Regions from separate parts of the Mus musculus genome. Here region 1 is linked to region 2. A link is a loop called in an ENCODE intact Hi-C map of the cell type or tissue named here. Cell type or tissue: heart. All regions are shown on one strand. Links, peaks and the distances in the headings refer to the core of each region. The heading gives the core; the rest is flanking DNA. Region 1 overlaps Pacrg (PARK2 co-regulated). Region 2 overlaps Pacrg (PARK2 co-regulated).

What was found. Hi-C counts contacts between places; a loop is a spot of excess contacts. Peaks named below come from ENCODE experiments on the same cell type or tissue, not always from the same donor. Only the 100,000 strongest peaks of a DNase experiment are listed, where the experiment ranks them.
Region 1: it touches region 2 in a loop (2.4-fold over the local background); 4 of 42 quality-filtered maps call a loop at or near these places.

What each region holds. Positions count from the first base shown.
Region 1 is chr17:10,411,078-10,416,460 of GRCm38, reverse strand. The region is part of intron 4 of Pacrg (PARK2 co-regulated); the gene reads left to right. Among named protein-coding and RNA genes, the nearest start is that of Gm39565, 42 kb to the right of the region's middle. In heart, for the core only: a CTCF peak has its summit at 3,026; a DNase peak (open chromatin) is centred at 1,850; H3K27ac peaks cover 4,357 bases.
Region 2 is chr17:10,468,061-10,473,443 of GRCm38, reverse strand. The region is part of intron 4 of Pacrg (PARK2 co-regulated); the gene reads left to right. All of the region lies in intron 1 of A230009B12Rik (RIKEN cDNA A230009B12 gene), which reads right to left. Among named protein-coding and RNA genes, the nearest start is that of A230009B12Rik, 15 kb to the right of the region's middle. In heart, for the core only: a CTCF peak has its summit at 89; no DNase peak of the experiment used is centred there; H3K27ac peaks cover 3,181 bases.

The sequences.
Region 1 (5,383 bases), core at 266-5,265, 57 kb after region 2:
ATAGCTCAGGTAGAGGCCATGGACAGTTGAACAACAGTAGATCCCTGCTGAGAGACTGTGAGAAAAGGCCAAGATGACTGGTGAGCCTCGTCTGTGTCTCCACATACATCCTGATGGGGCTTGTAATTGTCCTGATCTGACTTGACAGGTCATGAGGCATAATAACTGCCCAACCGCTGTGCTCATCTGCCAGGCCATTCTATCCTCAGAGCCATGAGCCTGCTCTGCAAGTGACTCTAGGCATGACGGAAGAGTTGGTTCAGACACCCAGGTCAAAGTAGCAATCCGTGTACAGGCAGAGATCTTAATGGTGCTATATGAAGTGGGATTGTATCTTCTCAAGTTGACCTTATCTCAGAGATGGGACAGAGACTCAGGCTCATACCCTCCCCATCTGGACATCTCTCCCTCTTGTTGTCCACATCAGGCAAGGTCCGTCTTCCCCAACCCATCTCATTGTCTTACATAAAATTAGATTTACAGTATGACTATTAACAGCCACTTAGCTATCTCTCCTCAAAAACAATAAAGAAGGGAATCGTTTTGCAGGCACTAAGCCCCCACAGGAATGCCACAAGATGCTATCTGAATAATTTGAGGCCCCCACATCATGGTCATGATGAAAGGAAACTCCACATTTTCCAGTTGATTTGCTAGAATGGCAACTCTCAGAGAGAAGCAGCAATAGAGGAAATAACAATAGCAAAACATGTTCCTGAGATTCGAAAAGTCAAGACTTAGTGATGGCACAGCACAGAACTATTGACTTTCATCTACCCAATCCTGCCTGCCACAGTGGGAAAACAAGGTCATTCACTTAGACACCAGGACTGCCGAGGGTCTGGAGGAAGAGGAGGAAATTACTGAGTATAAGCTTAAGCTAGAAACTATTGACACGTGAAATCCTCCCGTCAGGGACCATGACTACCTGGGCTGCAGACAATCTGCAGCTTAGTGACAGTGTGTCCTGTAGGTGATCACACATGTCCTGACCCCACTGCTCTTGACTCCATCATGATCCAACGCCATGTTTTAACATCACTGTGACCCTCTGAAGTGGTAGAATGAGCCTCTTTTATCAAACACTAGGGTAAAATGTAGACTACACAGTGCTCACTGGGGTCTCTCCCTGCCCATTCAAGAGGAAAGTTACATTATGGATAATCTGCCGTGATGAAGGAGTAGTGTGCATGCAGTTATAATGACCAACATGTTTCAATGGGCTTTGATAGCGCTAAAGACACAACCTGCAGACTCTTACTCCTCACTGCCTCCATCCTGTGGATATAGCATCAAGGCTGTTTCTGTCAGAGCGAATTGGTAGCAGGCTATGCAGGGTCAACAGCAAGTCGGCCTGCATCCTCTTGACTGTCCCCCAAACCATCGTTTTGTTACTGTGCTGTCTCTGTCCCCACTCATCTGGACAGAGTCCTGATTCAGAAAAAAAAGCAACCGGGTATGCTAAACTCAAGAATTTCAGGAGATAAAAATGTAAGCCAGGCAAACAAACATTCTTTTTTCAAAAGTCTCACACGTCAGCATGTTCCACTTATCAGCACTTCCAACAAGCTCTGGTGTCCATTCTTGTGCAAATCCAACTTTGCTCTGGCAAATTAAATGGTCACATATTAATTTTCCTTTACAGTCTCTCTCTCTCTCTCTCTCTCTCTCTCTCTCTGTGTGTGTGTGTGTGTGTGTGTATGTGTGTCTGTCTGTCTGTCTGTCTGTCTGTCTGTCTGTCTGTCTCTGTGTGTCTGTATGCATGCATGTCCTCAAGAAGTTTTGATTAGACTCAGCAGAGCTGCAGACACTGGTGAGTCCAATCAAAACTTTGGACACTGGTGAGTCCGTTGCTATGCAAGCCCCAGACACTTGGTGAATGTCCCTTGCCACATTTAACTTACCTACGTGAAAGCTGATAAAAGTTGATCGCCAGAGCTTTGAAAGATAGTTCAAGGTTATTTTTAACTGAGACACTTAGGAATGGCTAGAGGGTGTTAGCTCTGTCCCGTTTACAGCACTTAGCTCAGTTTAGCACAGCAGATTGCTTTGATTTGTTCATTAAATATATAATTTTTTTGCATTAATTGAGCTCATTTGATGAGAACTATTCCCACTCTATAAAATTTCTGGCTAATGGCTTGGAAATCTATTCAAATTCTGTACTCATAAATTCATTTCAGAACTTTCAAAGAGTAGATCTTTCAGGCAAGCTGAGATGTAGCCCGCATATCCAAGCAAAGCCTAACCTATAGAAAGACTGGGGCAGCACAACACGGCTTCTTCGTGCCAGCACAATCACGGAGAGCATTTATTTAATTTTTTAAAGTAGAACAAATCGTGCATCACACCATACAAGTCTTTAGCTCTGGGCTTTGTGCCTGGAGGCAGGCTGTCACCTGCAGATTCCCTCACACGGCACCCTTATACAGGGTACAAGATGGCTTGGGAGCTGAGATCATTATGTAAATGAACGCTTCTTCTACATTTATTTGTCTGTGTGTGCACATGTGGGTGCACACGTGCTCTCTCTCTCTCTCTCTCTCTCTCTCTCTCACACACACACACACACACACACACACACACGGAAACCCAAGAACAACCACCCAGTTCCATTCCAAAGGTGCCATCTACTTTTTTGCTTTTTATTCTTTTAGGGACAGGGTCTCTCACATGCCTGGGGCTCACAAAGCAGGCTCAGCTGCCTGATGAGCCTCAGGGATCCACCTATATCTCTGTCTCCTCAAGGTCGGAACTGCAAGAGCATGCCACCATACCTGGCTCTTTTGAGTGGGTTCTGGATGGGGCAGGTTGGGAGGATGCTTTGGCCCTCATGCTTGGAAGGATGGACTTTAGCAATGAAGCTCTTTGTCCAGCACTAGACAAAAGTTGTAAGGACCATAACATGTGAAATCAAATTTTGGAGAACTCAGACTACTACTTGATTTGAGAATAGCATCTTTTAGAAAGCCTCAGTTACAGAAAAGAAAACAAAACCACAAGACTAAGAAGTGGTGGTTGTGTTGTGGTGTTGTGTTGAAACGGAAGGTGGTGCTAACCTTTGCCATGCAGGCTCACCTAGACAGTCCACAGGCAGCTAAAATTATCCCAGCAACTTTGCAACATTCCCGAGTAGGCTTCTGTAAGTTCTTCCAAACAAAAAAAGCATTTGTGTTAGTCTTTATCAAGATGACAAGAAATGACCAAGTATCTCCGAGAGAAATTTAATCAAGCTAAACTTAAATATTAATTACAAGCTCCATGCAGATCTAAGTTTTCTGGAGCAAAGGCTGCTAACAAAGTCACTGGGATAATCAAACTTTTCCCTTTGGAAAAGGAGAGATTGTTCAGTGGTTGTTTGGCCTTCTCCTTCCACCTGGAGATTACGCATAGCATGGGAGTGTCCTGCTGAGCATCTCATAGGAAGACCATGGCCTCCCCATCTTCATGAAGACTGGAAAGCTTGAATGTGATTCAGAAAGGTCACCAACACTTGTGACTTTCCTGTGGCCTTCTGTGTCTGTTTTGAAAGCTGTTGAAAGGCCAGTATGCCCCCTTAGAAGGTCCCTACTTCTCAGCTTCCCGCCTGATCCTCTAGGCAAGCCTCGCCAAGCAGCCACAATCTCCCCCATTTACACCAAAAGCCCCAGACGTCCCTCATCTGTGAGTAAGACACATAAACCCTAATAAGTTCTCATAAGGATGAGAAGATTAAATGTGAAACTAACGTTGCAGTTCCCCACGGGTTGACCATGGATCCTCAGCACTGAAAAAAAGTGCTTGAGACCCCTGACTTTGTCATCCTGCTCATGATGAAGGAAAGCGAGCATGACCACCCCTCTCACAGGCATGATGCCATGTGCTGGTGCCCCCCATGGGAGATGCTGGGCAATCCAGCTGCATCGAATCCAGTACCTGCTGGCATCGAGTCCAGTACCTGCTGGCTGCCTTCCTCACCTGGCGCCTCCCTGGAGTCAAGGCGCCTACTCTATGGGGCTGACACCCCGCTGTACTGGGGAGGCAGTGTTCTGCACCCTTCCAGCCCTCCTGTGGTGACAAGTGACACCCCTCTTTCTTCCTTCTCACACATAACAGGGTCCTGCTCTATCCCCCCCTTTCAGTACCATACCATCACCTACGGCTTACGTCACTTTGATTGTCCAACCCGCCTGGACATGGCTTCTCCTTTCCTTGGAGGGAAGAGAGAGTAGTCTTTGGCTCATACAGCTATTGTTTCACAAGACCTTTGCTGCCTAAGAGGCCCTGTGCTCTTGCTGTCGTGACTCCATCCTGAGGCAGCAAGTGCTCAGCAGATGTAGAGAATTCGTAATGCTCTGCATCTTTCTTGATGCATCTGCTCACTAGATCATAGAGAGATCAGTTCTCACCTCAAAAGCCTTCACTCTGCCCCTTCCCCTGACTGTAGCCTCTATCGGTATGTTCATTCCAGACAGGGATAAACTAGTAATTTCACCTATATTTTTCTCTCAGTATGACATCCAAATCAAAGCAGTCATTAATCAATGAAGATTCTAATTTGCCTTTTGTTGTTGTTGTTGTTGTTGTTGTCGTCTTGACCAAATCATTTTCAACTGGACATTCAAAAAAGTTATGAGTTATGCTGTACTAAGGACTAATAAACCTTACAGACATTGAAATCATGGACCCAGACAACATGTGTGTCAACAAATAATTTAAATTTTGACAGTGTTCTCTTGCCTGACTAGAATTAATTTGGTAAACATTTGTTCGCTTCAAGTTTTCTTAGAACTTGACTTAAAAACTGAACTTGGTGTTGCCGGGGTCTGTGGATTGCTTTGAAGAAACGTATGCTGCTGTGTTGGTAGGAGCTGTCTGCTGGAGAGCTGTCCTTGCGCAGCACCTGTCCACAGTGATATTGAAACAGTATAAAGGGCTGCAGTAGGGTGAGAGGCTGAAGGCACATCCATTTCTTAAACAGAGGCCATGACTAAGGTTGAGGTAAACAGCTGCTAAGTTACAGAGAATTTTATTTTATTTCTAATTGAAATTTTTCATACAATATATGCTGGTCATTTTCCCCCTCCCCCTACTCGTCCCAGATTCTCCCTACATTGCCTGTTACTGCGGAATTTGTTCCTTGGGCCCAGTGCCTCCTCCCCCAACACCGGACCTTAGACAAGTAATGTTATGCTGCTGTTGAAAAATGACAGCTGTTTAGAAGCATCCCTTGTCTAGGGGGTGAAAATTTGGGTACTAAACTGGCTGTTAGCCACCACCCATCACATTGCAGTTCCATGAGTAATGTCCACCATCCACAGGGGCCCTTCTGGAGCCCTCAGGGGTAATGGCTCAGCTGATTCCTGCTTTCGTCCACAGCTCCCATGTCAGAGCTCCCATGTCA
Region 2 (5,383 bases), core at 78-5,077:
ATCCATTCCATGAGAAATGTGCCATGTCCCTGAGCGAAGTCTCCTCTGGCATCCAGCCCACATGCCTATTGGAGGACCTTGGCTCTGCAGCCAGGCCTGAGTCACTCAGTTGTTGGCAAATGTTCCCCATAGGACCACCATCACGGCAGCCATGCTCGCTGAGGTCATTGGTGTCACAGCTCAATCTTCCATGTAGTTTTAAGATCTCATTGAAGATACCAGAGCAGTCGGAGAGGCAGCAAACAGACCCAGAAGAGCAGAGCATGCACACATGGTGTGGAATCTGTCCTGCTTTAGTGGAATACACCTGTGGCGGAATACAGACCTTTCAAAGTACCTGCAAGCGAACCACACAAGAATTTGAGAGAGCTTTGTGCCAATGTTTTGTCTATGGTACAATGGACAGTGCCCTTCAAGAACGGAACACAGTGCCCATGACACAGGAGTCTTCAGTCACTCTTGAATATGAAGAAAAGACAACCCGCTGGAAATATGAGAGACCCCCAGGAAGGGCAGAGCACTTGCTGAGGACTTACCTGTCCTGATCAGGGAGGCTTGAACCCTTCCTAAGGTGGACCGTGTATGCCACAGGGACATGTTGGAGAGAGGACACTGGCTACTACACTTTAAACAGCCATCAAGTGTCCAGATCCCAGTTGTGAGTTGAGTTGGGGCCTCTCAATCAGTGTGTGTGTGTGTGTGTGTGTGTGTGTTCCTCCTTGCACTATGAATAAAGTAATTGGCTTGTGCTCTTGATACAACCTTAAATTTCTGAAAGAAAAAATAAGAATTTCCCCTTATTATAATGACAAAGGAATATTAAATGAACATGAACATCAACTATCTGGATCCTGGACTAGCCACATGGGAAGAGAAGTAATCCATCCCAGGGCAGGTCTCCCAGGCCCGGGAAGTTTTATGCCCCATTTAATCAGACCTTAAAGGGATCCAAAGTTTCATAAAATGTGAAAATGTCTCCCTTTGAGTAAGAGTGACTTAATAAACGTCTCCCTCACTCCACTGGAGTCCTCTTTAAGGATGCTAATTTTTTCCCTCCTGGTCCTATAAGATAGGTTCTAACCAGAGACTGATCCAGTTCTTTTAAATTCCCTTGGCTCAACATGGCCATATGACAGCAACAGTTAGAATTGACCTTTTTCTGACAGAGTTTGAAATTCTCCTCCAGGCAGTGTGGTGATTCTTTAATGTTCATGTGCAAATTACCAACTGCCACACATTTCACAGGAATGTTCCAGAAGCCTGTGTTCATCTGTAGCACTGGTTCAATGAAAACATCCATTCTTGGTTTCAGATGTACTTCCCCAAGATAAAGACACTGTCATAGAGAGTAAGGGGACAGACTCCAGAGGTCTATCAAAGCAGTGTTAATGTTTGTAAAAAGAGAAAACTTGCTATGATTCTCAGCACAATTGCACGTAGCACAATGATCGACAGAAACGTTATCCTTGTATAATATTTCTTACAGCAGTGAGAGGTAGCATCCTCATGTCCCCTGGAAGAGATACCTTGTAAAGCAGTTCAAATGCTTGAATATCTTGGCTTTGCAGTCCTCCCAAGCTTGGTCCAAAATTACAAAAACTAAGGAAATATCTGCCATAAACCTGGGAAAGGCATGTATATGCACTGTTCTGGTCCCCAACAATTAGTCCAAAGCCACCAGGTGGGCTGGCAGTCAGGATCTCCATGTAGTATAGAGCACTGTGGTAACATAGCGAGGGATTTCAGAGGGCATGTGTGTGGTAAGAAAGCAGTACCATGCATGACTCTGTGATGGACATTAACACACTGGAGGCAAGAGCATCAAATATGGCACATTAGAATGCAGAAAGACAGAAAATCAGAACAAACCTTGTCACGCTGGCCTGGACCTGGGGATACTGGGTACTGGTGTGCACTCATGATTTGTAATGCACATACAGAAATAAGCATGGCTATCACTATGTCCATGTCTTGCCTCTGCCCCGAGAGAACCTAGGGTCAGAAAATGCAGTAGCAGTGAGCACATCTAGTAACTGGATTTTTGGCCTCCAAGTACCATCTTCTCCACAAAAGGACTAGTGTTCCTTGGAGAAATGTTTGGAGTATGACCCAGGCAGGAAAAGCCCAGGGAGAATCTAGACTAGAGCATGCCCAGATGAGGGAAAGCGCTTAGAGAGCAGCAGGGAAGTGGAGAGCAAGAGACAAGGTGCCAGCCTGTGGCACTTTGTATGAGAACGGCCAGCACACATGTCTGAATGCTTGCTTCGCAGTTGCTAGAACTATTTGGGAAGGATTAGGACATGTGGCCTTGTTGGAGGAGGTGGGGTTTGAGGTTTCAGAAAAGCCCATGCCATTCCCATTTATCATTCCCTGCCTTGTAGTCATTGTCTCTAGCTGTGCCCTCTCGGCTACTGCTCTAGCACCATGCCTGTCCTCCTGTCGCTGTGCTCCCACCGGGATGGGCATGGACTTTAACCATCTGAAAGTGTGAGCCCCAATAAACTCTTTATTTTATAAGTTGCCTTGCCCATGGCATCTCATCATAGCAATAGAAATTAAGATATGTACTAAATTTTACATTATTTGGGTCTAACTCTGGTCTCAGTTCTGTGCTTTGCTGGTTTTCTTCCAGTATCAAACCTCTGATCATTAACATCTGCCTTTTTGTCATCAGCGTTTGTTTTTCCTGTTGCTGTGCTAACATATCCTGACAAAAGCATCTTCAGGGAGGAAGGGTCTATTCTGGCTCACAGAGTAAGGTATGGGCCATGAAGGCAGCAGGGCAGGAAGCAGCTGCCCATAATGAATCTTCAGCCAAGAGGCCGAGAGGGATGAGAGAATGTACTCATTCGCCTTCTCCCTTTCATACACTCCAGAATCTCAGCCAGGAAGTGGGGCCGCCCACAGTGGGCCTGTCTTCCTATACCGGTTTAAAAAAAAACAAATCAAGATAATCGCCCACTGACGTCCCCTTCTTCATATGAGTCAAGAATCTGTTGGCAGTTCACAGTAACATCACAGCATTTAGTAGAACAGTGTCCAGCAGGGCCTTCGGCAGCAACAGGAACATTCTGTTACCTGGTCCAATGCAGTAATGGCCCCTCCCATGCTCAGCCTGTAGGCGTGGCTAGTTCACTGAGGAAATGAGGGTTTTGTCTTACTTTTGATGATTTTAATTTTAGAATAGCTGCATATAGGTGACTAGTGCCTACCCTCTGGGCAGTGGGGTCGTCAGCACCCCAGGGGAGGTCCCCTCTCACTGATATCCTATTCAGGACTCTTCAGGTTGTTCACACAAGTGTTTTTTCTCATGTTTCTCCTCTCTTGGAAACTGGACTTTCTGGTTTCCTAAAAAGGCTCAGTAGACACTGCAGGTTGAGTTGCTGTTGTAGTCTTAGCTTTTCCTGAGCGCCTTGGAAAGGTTTAACATTCTATGTGTCATGTTCCACGTCTCCTATGCTCACTCCTGCCTTGCACCTCATTTGCTGCTGTAAACTACATTCTTATGTCCCCTCCACCCACTGAATTTTCTTACTAATAACCACTCACACAGCTATCACATGCATCTTCTGTATATTGGAGTCTCTTATTTATAATAATTTGCTTGATTGATATTTTCTACTAAACATGAAATTTGAAATTAGCACAATAGCTCCCCTGGTTTTTTCCTTTTTTAAATCTCTTTTATTTAATACAATTGATACTAATTCAAGAATAATTTTTATTGACAGATAAATTTCTGTTTGTTCACTATGTACAAGGTGATCTTTGAATATATATCTCTATGTATGTATGACCAAATATTGTGAAAACATTGTACACCCAATTGTTGTACTTGCTAACTAAGGTGGTAGTCCACCATGTCCAGATAGCTCCTCTGAGCTCAGGGCAAAATGGCAGGACTTCCTCTTCTCTGCCTGATCTAGGGAGCAATCTAATACCTGAGGGATGTCACATAGTCTTCGACAAACCTACAAATTCAGCTTCCTCTCTCCCGGTGATGAGGATCTGGGATTCTTGGAATGCCCTCCATCCAAATGTGGCATTCACGGTACTTTAAACTCTAGCCAATGCTTTTATAGTCGCTCTGTAAACTCTTTCCTATTCCCCAAGACTCATATATAGCAGTTTCATTTGGTATTATTGAAAAGAACTGCAATACCAAAATCCTCAGAAAAGGCCTTCCTCAGAGAAAGCCTCCTCCCCTCTTCCCCCACTCTCCTACCCCAACCCCCCACCTCCTGCACTCATCCCCAACTCCACAGGGATCCCACTGACACCTACTAGGTCTGCACTCTGCTTCATTCTCCCAGCCTGGTGCAGCAGTGTCTGGATACCCCAAGGGAGGAAACAGAGGACACAGAAGCACAGCTGGTTCCCAACTCACATATCACACCTAACCAGCATTTTTACAGAGACAACCAAGAATTAAGAGCACTGTAGTTTCTCTTGTAGAAAATCTGGGTTCCCTTTCCAACGTGGCTCACAACTCCCTGTAGCTCCAGGTCCAGGGGAATTGGTGCCCTCTTTGGCTTCCACAACACCAGACAAGAACATGGTGTGCATACATGCATACATACATATATACATACATACATACATATATACAAGCAAAAAGACTCAAACACATAAAAGAAAATACAACTACAAATTGTTAAAAATATAAAGTATTATCAAGTATAGACACCATGTGTGTGTTAAAATAAATCCCTTGGATCCGCTCCTCCTGTCTGAACTGTTGTGTCCTCTGACCAGCAACTCCCAGAAACCTCTACCTCTGTAGGGTATAAGTTCTTTTAAGTCCCACATCAATAGCTCTTTTAAGTAGTCATGGCAACGGTTGACATCTTGTCTTGCTCTATGCTCTAATGGGAAAGTTTGGCATTTATATCACTACCCTTAATTCTGGCCTAAGAAAGTAGCAGCTCTTGCCTCAACAGTGGCCTCTAACATCAAATAAGACTACTTATAGACACCCCCTCTGCCACCTCCCAGTCTAAGCTGTGTAGTCTTGACTGATTATCACAGTTTTAATTGGTTCTGTCTATAAATTTTCCCTATTATCCTACCTATGTGTTCAGTAAATAACCTTTTTAATTTGCCTGTGGTATATTTTTCTTGCCGTGTGCTCCAAAAATCCCTTTAATTCAGTGAAGGGTGTATAATATTCAAGAGCACTGTGTACATTAGAGATAAGTCTCTCAGGTTTTGGAGTCAATGTATTGCCACCAGGAAAAGAGAGAGTAGCTTTTAGCCCTCCCTACTTACCAGGGCTAAGTAGGACAGGATTAAATCGGAAGGATCTAAAGCTGCCATGTTGATACATTTTAAGTTTGATTTTAAGTTTGTATGCTATTACCATTGATAATTTGTTAGTTATAAC